Linked DNA regions of Homo sapiens: region 1 is linked to region 2. A link is a contact called in ENCODE Hi-C or POLR2A ChIA-PET data. All regions are on one chromosome and are shown on one strand. Each heading gives the region's core, a stretch centred on a gene start or an enhancer-like site at or near the end of the contact. The rest is flanking DNA. Distances are from core to core; before and after follow the strand shown.

What was found. A loop is a pair of places that touch in the nucleus more often than their neighbours do. ChIA-PET counts read pairs that join two places held with the same protein, here RNA polymerase II (POLR2A). Pooled maps may share reads with other maps.
Region 1: a pooled map shows a loop between it and region 2 (5-fold over the local background). The contact joins two enhancer-like sites. A Hi-C loop is called at or near these places in 10 of 168 maps with a recorded cell type or tissue (CD14-positive monocyte, GM12878, GM13976 and 6 more) and 8 of 50 pooled maps. POLR2A ChIA-PET finds 5 or more read pairs at or near these places in 3 of 52 experiments (activated CD4-positive, alpha-beta T cell, activated T-cell and naive thymus-derived CD4-positive, alpha-beta T cell).

The regions. Positions count from the first base shown.
Region 1 is chr13:24,216,729-24,221,793 of GRCh38, forward strand. The region is part of intron 1 of SPATA13 (spermatogenesis associated 13); the gene reads left to right. Among named protein-coding and RNA genes, the nearest start is that of SPATA13-AS1, 35 kb to the right of the region's middle. RefSeq lists enhancers at 818-1,097, 4,363-4,657. Within about 2 kb of position 3,548, at least 9 of the 41 ENCODE cell types and tissues checked have a DNase peak (open chromatin) inside an H3K27ac peak, as active enhancers do.
Region 2 is chr13:23,899,317-23,904,590 of GRCh38, forward strand. No RefSeq gene overlaps it. Among named protein-coding and RNA genes, the nearest start is that of C1QTNF9B, 4.5 kb to the left of the region's middle. RefSeq lists an enhancer at 4,144-4,643. Within about 2 kb of position 2,100, at least 2 of the 41 ENCODE cell types and tissues checked have a DNase peak (open chromatin) inside an H3K27ac peak, as active enhancers do.

The DNA.
Region 1 (5,065 bases), core at 2,298-4,797, 320 kb after region 2:
GGACCTTGGATGCTTTCTCTTTATGAATGTTGTAAATTATGGCTGGGCATGGTGGCTCATGCCTGTAATCCCAATACTTTGGGAGGCCAAGGTGGGAGGACGATTTGAGGTCAGGAGTTTGAGACCAACCTGGCCAACATAGTGAAACCCTGTCTCTACTAAAAATACAAAAATTAGTGGGGCATAGTGGCATGTGCCTGCAATCTCAGATACTTGGGAGGCTGAGGTGGGAGGATCACTTGAGTGTGGGAGGCGAGGTTGCAGTGTGCTGAAATTGTGCCACTGTGTACTCCAGCCTGGATGACAGAGCAAGACTCTGTCTCAAAACAAAACAAACAAACAAAAACAAAAACAAAAAAAAGGAAATGATAAATTTCAGTGGTTTTAACTGGCCATGGTATGTACCTGTTATCCCAGCTACTTGGAGGATGAGGTGAGAGGATCACTTGAGTCTAAGAATTTGAGGCCACCCCGGGCAACATAGCAAGATTGAGTCTCTTAAAACTTTTTTCCAGTAATTTCAGAAAAACTATTCTGAAACTAATTGGTAGCACATTCATGGTTTTCAGCACTCTCTCTCTTTTTATTACAATTCTTCTTCCTAATAGCATCAGTGGCCACAGTTGCTGCTAGACATCCTACAAAGCACAGGTCTGCTCCCACAACAAAGAACCATCTGGCCCAGATGTTGGGGTATCAGACCTGAGATGTGCAAAGCCAGCAGCCCCTTCAGCCAGTCATTCAACAGACACATGCTGAGAACACAGTGAAATAAGACAAGGCTTCTGCCTATAGAGAACTTTCCATGCTCCTCAGAGAGGTTAGTGGAGAAGGCAGACAAGGAAAGCAGAATGACCGGGCAGTGTGGGAAACATTAGAGAACTGTTTCTAGGTATTTCAAACAGAGAATCTAATACAGGGGTTATTTTTATACAGCTGAGAAACAGAAGACAGTGCAATAGCAGGAAGTTGCTACCAGCCCCTGGGCTGGAGTGGTAAACAAGAGGGCGTGTTGCTTGAGCTGGGAGTTGGTGCTGCCCACAGGACCTCGGACCTGGGAGGGAGGAGCTTCCCAGCAGGGCTGGAGCCACAGAGACACCACAGCTGCTGCACGTGCCCACAAAATACTGTGGCAACTCCCTTCCCCCAACCCTCAAGTCACCTCCCACCACCACTGCCCACTGCCAAACCTGGACAGAAGCCATTTGTCAGGAATCTGGGAATTGTGGTTCCCAAAACAGAGAGATAACAATGGCTGGAGAAAGAGCCTGAGAGCAGACAAAACTCGCAAAGGCATGGTGGTGTGAGGATCATGACAAATAGCTCAGCCCTGCTGGAGGGAAAGGCGTCCTGTATTAGGCACAGGACATTCAACATCTCCTCAAAGTCCACAGGCAGCCAGTGACCCTGGTTCAGTGACACACCCATCTGCAGTGTGGAATGGACTCTGGCAGCAGAGTGAAGGATGGGTGGGCAGTGAGCCAGACCATGGTCATCCAGGTGGAAGGTAATGCAGGCTGGGAATGAGGCACCAGCCACCATGCCGACAAAGGGCTGGTGGGCATGCAGTAGAGTCGCTTAGACCTGGTGTAATCTGTAGGGAAGGAAGAGGGTCTAGCATGACCCCCAGGTTCTGGCCAGGAGGTAGCAGTGCTGGGGTGGACCCTCTGATTTCCACCCTGCTGGGCTGTCACTACAGCAATGGTAGTAAGCTACTCAGCCTCACTGGGCCCTAGCATCCTCACTGGCATGAATAGGGGTCACATGTTCCCTAGGGCAACATTCTGTGCAGCTGTGATTTAAGGGTCTGCACTCACTCCTTCAGCATTTTGGATTTCAATATGTTTTCTTTCAGTGTCACTTTGTTATCATGTAAATCAAGCTTCTCTAACCAGTGGGCCGCAGGCTGCATGTGGCCCAGGGAAGCTTTGAATGTGGCCCAACACAAATTCGTAAACTTTGGTAAAACATTATGAGGGGTTTTTTTTTTTGCGATTTTTTTTTTAATCTCATCAGCAGTTGTGTTAGTGTGTTTTATGTGTGGCCCAAGACAATTCTTTCAATGTGACCCAGGAAAGCCAGAAGGTTAGACACTCCTGATGTACATGATGAGTATATTACAAAAACCTTCCTGCTTTTTTGTACATTTAATCTGTTCTATATTCCTGAATTTCAAATTTAAGTTTTTATTTAAAAATTACTGGTCAGAAGCTTTTTTGTTTGTTTGTTTCATTTTTTTGTTTGTTTGTTTTTGGTGCAAATTCTCATTATCACCAAAAAAAAAAAAAAAAAAGTTTCATTCTAAAGTTCATACACCCTAGAATCCAGCTTGTAGACAGTGGATTTCACAATATTCCTATCTGAAATTCTTTCTTAGTTCTGTTCTCTTCCTATCTCTGGCAGAGTTCCCACAATTTATAAGACTTGCTACAAAACCACTAATTGAATTGCAACCCTTGGTTAGTTAATTGAGGTCAAATTATTAGTTCTAAATAATGCAACTTGGTATGTTACTCAGAAATTCCAGGAAAAGGCTTTTTTTCCATAATTTTCAGTTTCATTCTTAGCAGCACACAACAATCACGTTGTTCAGCTCAGGAACAAAATACTAAGTCACTGGTCGTTTAAAAAGCATATTGTCCCAATTAGAAACCCCAATTTTTTGCATGTGTTTTATGAAATCTGAATCCTAGAAATTAAGTTCTGAGTGTTAGAAAATTTCAACTTCTTCACTCTATAAAAACATAGTGGGTTGTAACAACTTCTTACCTTGGTACGGATTAGACAAGGCAGGATAACTGATACGACTTCACATCGAAGTTAAATCTAAGTGTGCAAAGCACAGCATTCTTACCCTCAGAGAGTGCACAGTCTTGTTTGAAGGCAGCCATATAAAGCTATCATTATAATCCATTTTGGTAAAAACAATTTGATGAGATGCCTGAAGGCCTGTGGAAGCACAGAGTAAGGGATTTCATTCATTGCAGGGGGCTCAGGAAGGAATTCCTGGGGAAGGAGACACCTGCAGTTCGTCTCAAAGAATGATGAGGTATTAGATTAAGGATGTGTAGGCTTTTCTAAACCCACTTTCACCTTAATTTTACTAATTTATCGCACTGAGCTTTCCTTCCAATGATACTGTTCTACTTACTGTAGAGTGATCAGTTACCCCATTTGCAAGGAACTTTGCTGGTTTCAACCCTGAAAGTCCCATATCCTGAGATACCCTTCATTCCTGGGTCAGTCAGACACCTGGTCCCCCAAATGTACTGCCTCCCAGTTGTACTGTGTGTCGTTGACTGTTGCTTTGCTCTTGCCAGTTTCTTATCTAGAATGAGCGATTACCTTATCATTGCCTTGAATTCCTCATGGGACCCGCACAGACGCTTGTACCCAGTAGATGCTCATGAAGTGGGTATATGCATAAATGTTGGTACCTCTTCCTCTGTAGACAGCACTGAAATACAGATCACTGAAATGACTGACTCAAGAGCCATATGACAGCACCAAGGTTAGGCCGATTCCCATGTCTTGGGCCCTTGTTTCCTTCTTGGTTATAAAAGGTCTTATAGTGCCCTCTGGTGGTGTCAGGAAGCTGTCTAATCCCCTGAATTACAAGGCAGAAATCATGCCTTCTCTTCTGTATTCAGTGCGAGTCATAAGAAGACCATTACTACTAATGTCAGTGCCTGTGAACTGGACTTGACCTTTTGATTAAACAATCTCATTCATTTCATGATTCTGAGATGCTGAAACAATGAAATTCCCTATCCCTTCTAGAGCACATGAGGTTGGATAGGTGATATCAAATGTTGAACTTACTTTGCAACTGGTTACAGGCTTCATATCCAGTCTCATCGCAGAGATGATTCAAGCCTCTGCTTATGTGGCTCATCCAAATGTAACCCCCAGCTCCTCTGGCCCCCTAATTCCTCCATTAGAACATTAAACTGCAGAGGGCGTGTGGTAGCCCATCAGTCTTCTGATGAATGGAATTGGCTGATGGTCTAAGTCATCGTAGCCTCCCTTGTCCCGGGTGGAATCAACTCTTTGACCCTTTACCTATGGCTGTCTGTGGGAATCCCTTCTCACTGGAAATGATGTAGGGGCAAATAAAAATAGAACCCATCAAGAACATGGGGCGTAGGAGCAGAAGAGAGATGTTTCTGTTTGCATGGGGTCAGATTCTGCACTTGATAGGGATACGCTAAATTGGGATCTGATCTCAAGATCTTTAAAAAATGTCCTCCTCTTGTTCCTCTCTTGCCTTTGGCCTCTGTGGCCTTGGAGGTAATGGCATTGACTGATGTCTAAAGATTTTTGGGATTTATTTACAGTCAGGGTCGTGAGGCCCAGGAATTGGAGTCAGATGCCTGGGGTACAGATGCCCATTGTGCTTCTCTGTTCATTAGTTTACTGCAGTGGAGAAGAGTGTGGGCTTTGTGGGGACAGCTGCAGGACTCCCAGGCAAATGACCTAACCTGCCTGAGTATCCATCTGGTTGTCTGAAAAATGCAAGTCATTCTGTGACCTCTTAGGTTTCTGTGTGTACTCAGTGACGTTATGTTTTCCAAGACCTTAGGGCAGAGGCCTGACATATAGTAAGTACTTAAAAGTTGGTAGTCTTTTATGGTTATTATCATAATCTATCATTCATTCATCCAGTAACTATTTATTGAGAACGGGGGGCTGAGACATGTAGGCTATCACTTGAAGGCTAAGCAGGTCTTGGCCTGATGGGAAAGGTTAAGGGGGAGCAGGATTTTCATTTTTCAGGGGAGGGCCATGGACCCAGGTGTGGGGTTGAAGGGTTTGGACACAGATGTGCATGATGGGGAAAGCATGGACAAGATCTGAGGGGAAGGGATGGACACAGGTGTGTGGGGAAGGCATGGACACAGGTGTGTGGGAAAGTATGTATACAGGTGTGTGCAGTAAAGATATGGATACAGGTATTGGGGGAAGGTGTGGAAGTGGATGTGTGGGATGGGCATGGGTGCAGTAGTGTGTGGTTGTCAGGGCACGTGGGAAGAGGAAAAAGATGCCGAATTTGTTTAATTTGAAT
Region 2 (5,274 bases), core at 850-3,349:
TAAAGTTCTTCCTAATGTTCCAAAACTGTGTGCCAATTGTGTGCCATTACCTGCAGCATTATCTATAACAGGTGAAAAAGTGCATACTACATACTATGTAACAATAGGGGAAAGGTTTACTATGTGTAATAGTATGTAACTGCTGCAATAATCATGAAGGTCATGTAGAAATATGTGAATGATATATGTTGTGCTGAATTTTGATAGCAGACTAAAATGCCATGCACATTATAAATGTACTTAACGACTGTATGAATATTGACAAAAACTCAAAGTGAGTATGTGCAAATAAAGATGGTTGCTTTAGAATGCGGGGCAGTTATGGGAGCTTTTCATTTAAAAAATGCTTTTTTATAGTGCCTACACAAATATTTCTAGATTTTGAAAACCAGCAAGACTCTCTGTCATCCAAAGACTGTATTGCCATCTGGTGGAAATGTCACAGGGTGCAGTCTAATGCAAATGGAGTATTTTTAGAAAAGGAAATGCAGATGTTTCTCTTTGAAGTCACAAATCCGCTCCATTCCAGGAAATTGAGTTGAGTTTTCTTGGAGCCAAATTCCATGAAGAATATACATGAGCCTCCTTTGTTAAACTCAGAAGTGGCTGGAAACAGTCAAATCGAAATTCCATCAACCAAACTTTGTTGAGGGTTCTATAATTTTCATTTTAGCCTTTCAAAATGTGGAGTACAACTATTCCAGGAATAAAATGATCAGAAGATCATAAAGGTGTCAGGTTAGGATAAACTCCAACTTGCTCTCCAGGGAAGAAGCCGCCAGCCTGGAAGCAAATGGTTACTCTTCTGTAATTCTTTCACTAGCTTTGCATACTTGATGTAGGTAGAGTCTATCTAGCTTGTTTATACAGCATGTAGACAACCTTCAGCAAATGATTTTGATTAACTAATATGCGTTCTCCCAAATACGCAGCAAAGTAAGTTGTGGCACTATTTCTGTTCTATTTGTTTGCTTGTTTGTTTGTTTATAGAGATATAGTCTCATGATGTTGCCCAGGCCAGACTCGAACTCCTAGGCTTAAGTGGTCCTCCTGCCTCAGCCTCCTGAATAGCTAGGATTAGAGACATGGCCACCACCCAGCTCAGCACTATTTATTCATAAGAAAATTTAGAAAGTTTATACCTCCTATTTAGCCTCTTCTTTAATGTAGAACATTGAGGGTTTGCACAAGGAATATAGAAGAAATTATATTAATGTTATTTTGAAAAATAAAAAATTACATTTGTGCCTCTCACAAAGTTATGGGTTGGACTCTCAGTTTCATTAGTTCAACTACAGTTACACTCTCGACTTTTTTAATTCTGGGTCTGGTCTTTTTCCAGGAGTGCCTTCTGGAAAGAGCTAGGAGCCTCTTCTGTCTCCCATCTTTCCCTGCAATCACCCACTCTCTCTCTCATCTGAATTACTGTCCTCCCCAGTCCCCACTTACTCTGTACACCACACCTAGACTAGTGATCACTTAGTAGGCACCAACCTGGGTTAGAGCTTTATGAAGATGGTGACTGCATTTTTCTACTTCCTTATTTTCAGTGCCTTATTTTCAGTCAAGTATTTGTTGAATGAATCAATGCAGGCATGCAAGAAATACTATCCTGGTTCCAAATGTGTGTGGACCATCACTTGGGAAGGTGACTGGGTATCAACTCTGATCCTTGTCAGTGCTTTTGTGGAGTTACTAGTTATCTCCAATACCCCTTCTCACCTTCATCCAGAGTAATAGAAATTTTGGCTGGGCTCCTAGCCCCCCACGATAGACTGCACTCCCTAGCCTCCCTTGCAGCCTGGATATGACCGTGAAACTAAATTACGGGCCATGGGAATGAGCAAAAAAAAAGTGAGGCGTGTAATTGTGTGCAATGACCGGCCTTAAAGGGTAAGGGGGTGCCCTTTCCCGCTTCCTGTGTGGGGGTGAGCATGGCATGGTGAACCATGTGGGACTCCTTGAAGGAGGGCAACAGAGTTTGGGGACAGAAAATCCCTGGCCTCAGATGACTCCACAGGCCAGACCTGTCCTGCCAGCACATCTTTGACATGAGCACATGAAACAGAAATAGACTTCTACCTTGCATAAGCCACTGTTATTTGGGGTCTTGACACACAGCTGAGCCCACATCCTGACTAATACAAGGCGTGCACTGCCCAAGGTGTGGCTGCTCATCAGAAGTGAGGAGGCTTGCAGACTACTGTAGTCAGCCAGAGTGACAGCTGTTGGGGACTCACTGAGCATAAAACCCTCCCAGTAATATATGTAAAAAGGAACAACAGTCACTGCCTTAGACAGATCAAGACAAGATCTCTATACATTCATATCGTATGAATGTATAGAGACTAGAGGTCATTCTGCAGAATGCTGTGATCGCATGAGTCAGACATACTGGCTTGGTCGGGGCAAAGGGACACATACTGCAAATAACTTTGAAGTTATTGTTTTTTAGTCCCCCCAAAATAGGTTCTTATTTAATTCATTTATTTCTGGCTCATTTCCCTATGCTTTACCTATATTTGTCCTTTGCTAAAGAATCTCTTGATAAATGTTCACCCAGTGCCCTTCCTGATTAATTTTCTCCAAGAACATCATGTCCTTAATTCAACGGCCAGGGTTATCACTCCTCAAGATTCTTAACTCTCCAAAACTAAGATTTAATACAAACCTGCTAGAAATCAGCTGAGTGGTATCTCCCGGGTTTCCAAACCTCAGAGCCTCAGCTTCCTCCTGCATGCACTGGAAAGGATGAACACCCTCCCAGATCTGACGATCTAAGAGTCCAATAGCTCTAGGGTGCCTTCATCGAATATATTCTCTTTCATGCACTCTCTCTATTGTGCACTTCATAGATTTCTTCTTCAACATATATTGATGGTTTTCTCCTACACTGTAAATTAGCACAGCCATAAATATGAAAATGTATACAAGTTGAATACGTGAACCTGATCAAAAAAAAAAGTACACATTAAAATTTGTGCAAAATAAGCTATAAGCTTCTCTAGAAAGCTCTGTTAAAAAGGTCCATTATTCTCATGACTTATTAATGGTTTCTCTCTCTCCTCCTAGCCAGTGGTAGTGTTCTAGCAGAATTTCAAAACCTGCCTTTGTCTCCTCTTCAGCCTCCTCGAGAATAAATTTTGAAAGCGGCTTACCCCTTTCCTACCCAAAACTCTATAGACATCTGACTATTCTGCAAATTAATAAGCAGGATTATCCCACAGATAATATAAGTGCTGTTTTAGGACCTAGATGCCTTAAATTGAATGTAAATAAATCTTTTCCTAATGAACTTACCTGGACCCGAGGGCTGCAGGCTGGACCCAGATACTGCGCAAACCAAGAATCAAGGACCAGCTAAATAAAATCAGCCTTCCTGCCATACAATTCCCCAGTGGATATGTCTGCAAAATAGCAGGAAGGGGAGGGAACAGAGGAAGGCCAAGATGTCTTCGAAGAGCTTCAAGAATTACGGCAACACTTAAATCAGGTAGCATCTTCTACCAGCACCACTTACTTTAGAAAAGTTAACTCCTTTTGAATGAAATGAGGGAATACTTTCAAGGGGAGTCTGAAGGAAGGAGTGCCCCAGGCAGGTTTCTTTTTCAAAGTGATGTTCATGCCTTTGCTTCAGTGCTTCTCCCTGACCTTGGGGTAATTATGGGCAACAGGACAAAACTGAAGGCTGCTAACAGTGGCTGGGTCTCATTTGGATCCCAGACCATTAGAATTCCTATCACTTAGATTTTCAGATGTGTGTGTCGTAATGCCTTACGAGTTTAGGCATTTGTGTAGGTAAGGATTCAGTGCCCATTCCCCTCTCACTCACAATCACACACTCCATCTAACGCGGAGAACGCGGTGCAACCATTTGTTCTATGCCAATCATGGATTCACTTTCCTCGTGTTTAGTAGTAACATTTATCTAAAACTTATGAATAGCTTCTAGAGGACAGAGGAGCCCAGCCCGGTTTCCCCAGATGCCGCGGTGCACCGAGCAGGAGCAGAGGCCACGCGGGAGCCGGGTGTGCGGGTGGGTACCGGCCGCGCCCCTGCTCGGAGGCGGCGACTCCCTCCCCCGCCTTACTCACACCGTGCCTCAGTTTCCCCGTCAGTGCAGCGGACAAGACAATGCCGAGGTCCCAGGCGGGCGGCAGGATCCAATTAGTCCGTGTAAAATGAGAGGCATCTGGCTTCTCCCGGGCACCCCGCAGCCTGCCCCGCCTCTTAGTGGCTAAAGGCAGGGAGCCCCTGAGTCCCAGCGCGGCTGGGGGCTCTCAGCAGTTCTGGCCGAGCTCCCTCCCGCCCGCGTCGCCTGGCCTCGAACCGCTGCACCGCGGGCGGCCCCGACGGGTTCCCGACCTCCCGCTGGGGACACCTGTCCCGCCGCCCGGCCCTTCCCCGCCTCCCGCGCCTCCGCCCCAGGGGAGCTCCGGGACAGGCCCACCTAGGCAGCCTGCCGGCGCAGACCCAGCGAGGGAAGGCCAGTCTCGGGCCTCCAACCGGACACGCGCTCCCCATTCCGGGCTCTCCCACGTCTGCACACTCCAGCCCAGCCACGCGGAGTGGCTTCCAGAACCTGCCCTGCGGCCCCGCTTTGCCAACACCCCACCCACCCCGTGGGCATGATCATCCTCACTGCAGGACCCTGCCGGGGCCTGGGGTCCGTGGGAAGCCGGCTCAGAAGTGAGACCCTGGCCCCCTGCTTACAGGGAAAAGGGCTCCATCCTCCGAGCGCTTCCTGACCACAGCGCCTCCAGCCTCCAGGGCTGGGCGGCCCAGGCTCAGCTGGGTTCACTCCAGCTTTGCCCCTCTCGCCCGTGCGGGGTAGGGGCGCGCTTGTTAGGTCATCTCCCCACAACTCTCCTGGAAGAAAATGCCACCCCCATCTCTTTCACTCCCTCCTATACATGGAGCCACCATGCTCTGCCCTGTGGGTTCTGGGGCTCGCCCCCTCCCCACCCTAGCGACCGCCCCTCCCCAGTGCAGCCCAAGGTCGGGGGGGAGCAGATCACTTTGGGAAGCAGGTGGATGTTAAGAAGAAACAAAAAGTGGGGAGTAACCACTTGGCAGCCTTCATAGGAATCCTTTTCTGATTACAGCCACAGCAAACCACGGGCTGTTGACTTAGCGTTTCTGAGCTGCTAATTAGAGAAGGAAATTCTATCTACTCACCCCCAAAGGGCAAGTGAACAGGGCCACTAGCACAGCTTTTGTGGCAGGGCCTAGCCTTTGGGGCAATCAGAGGGCACAGTCTGTTCTCTTTGCCTC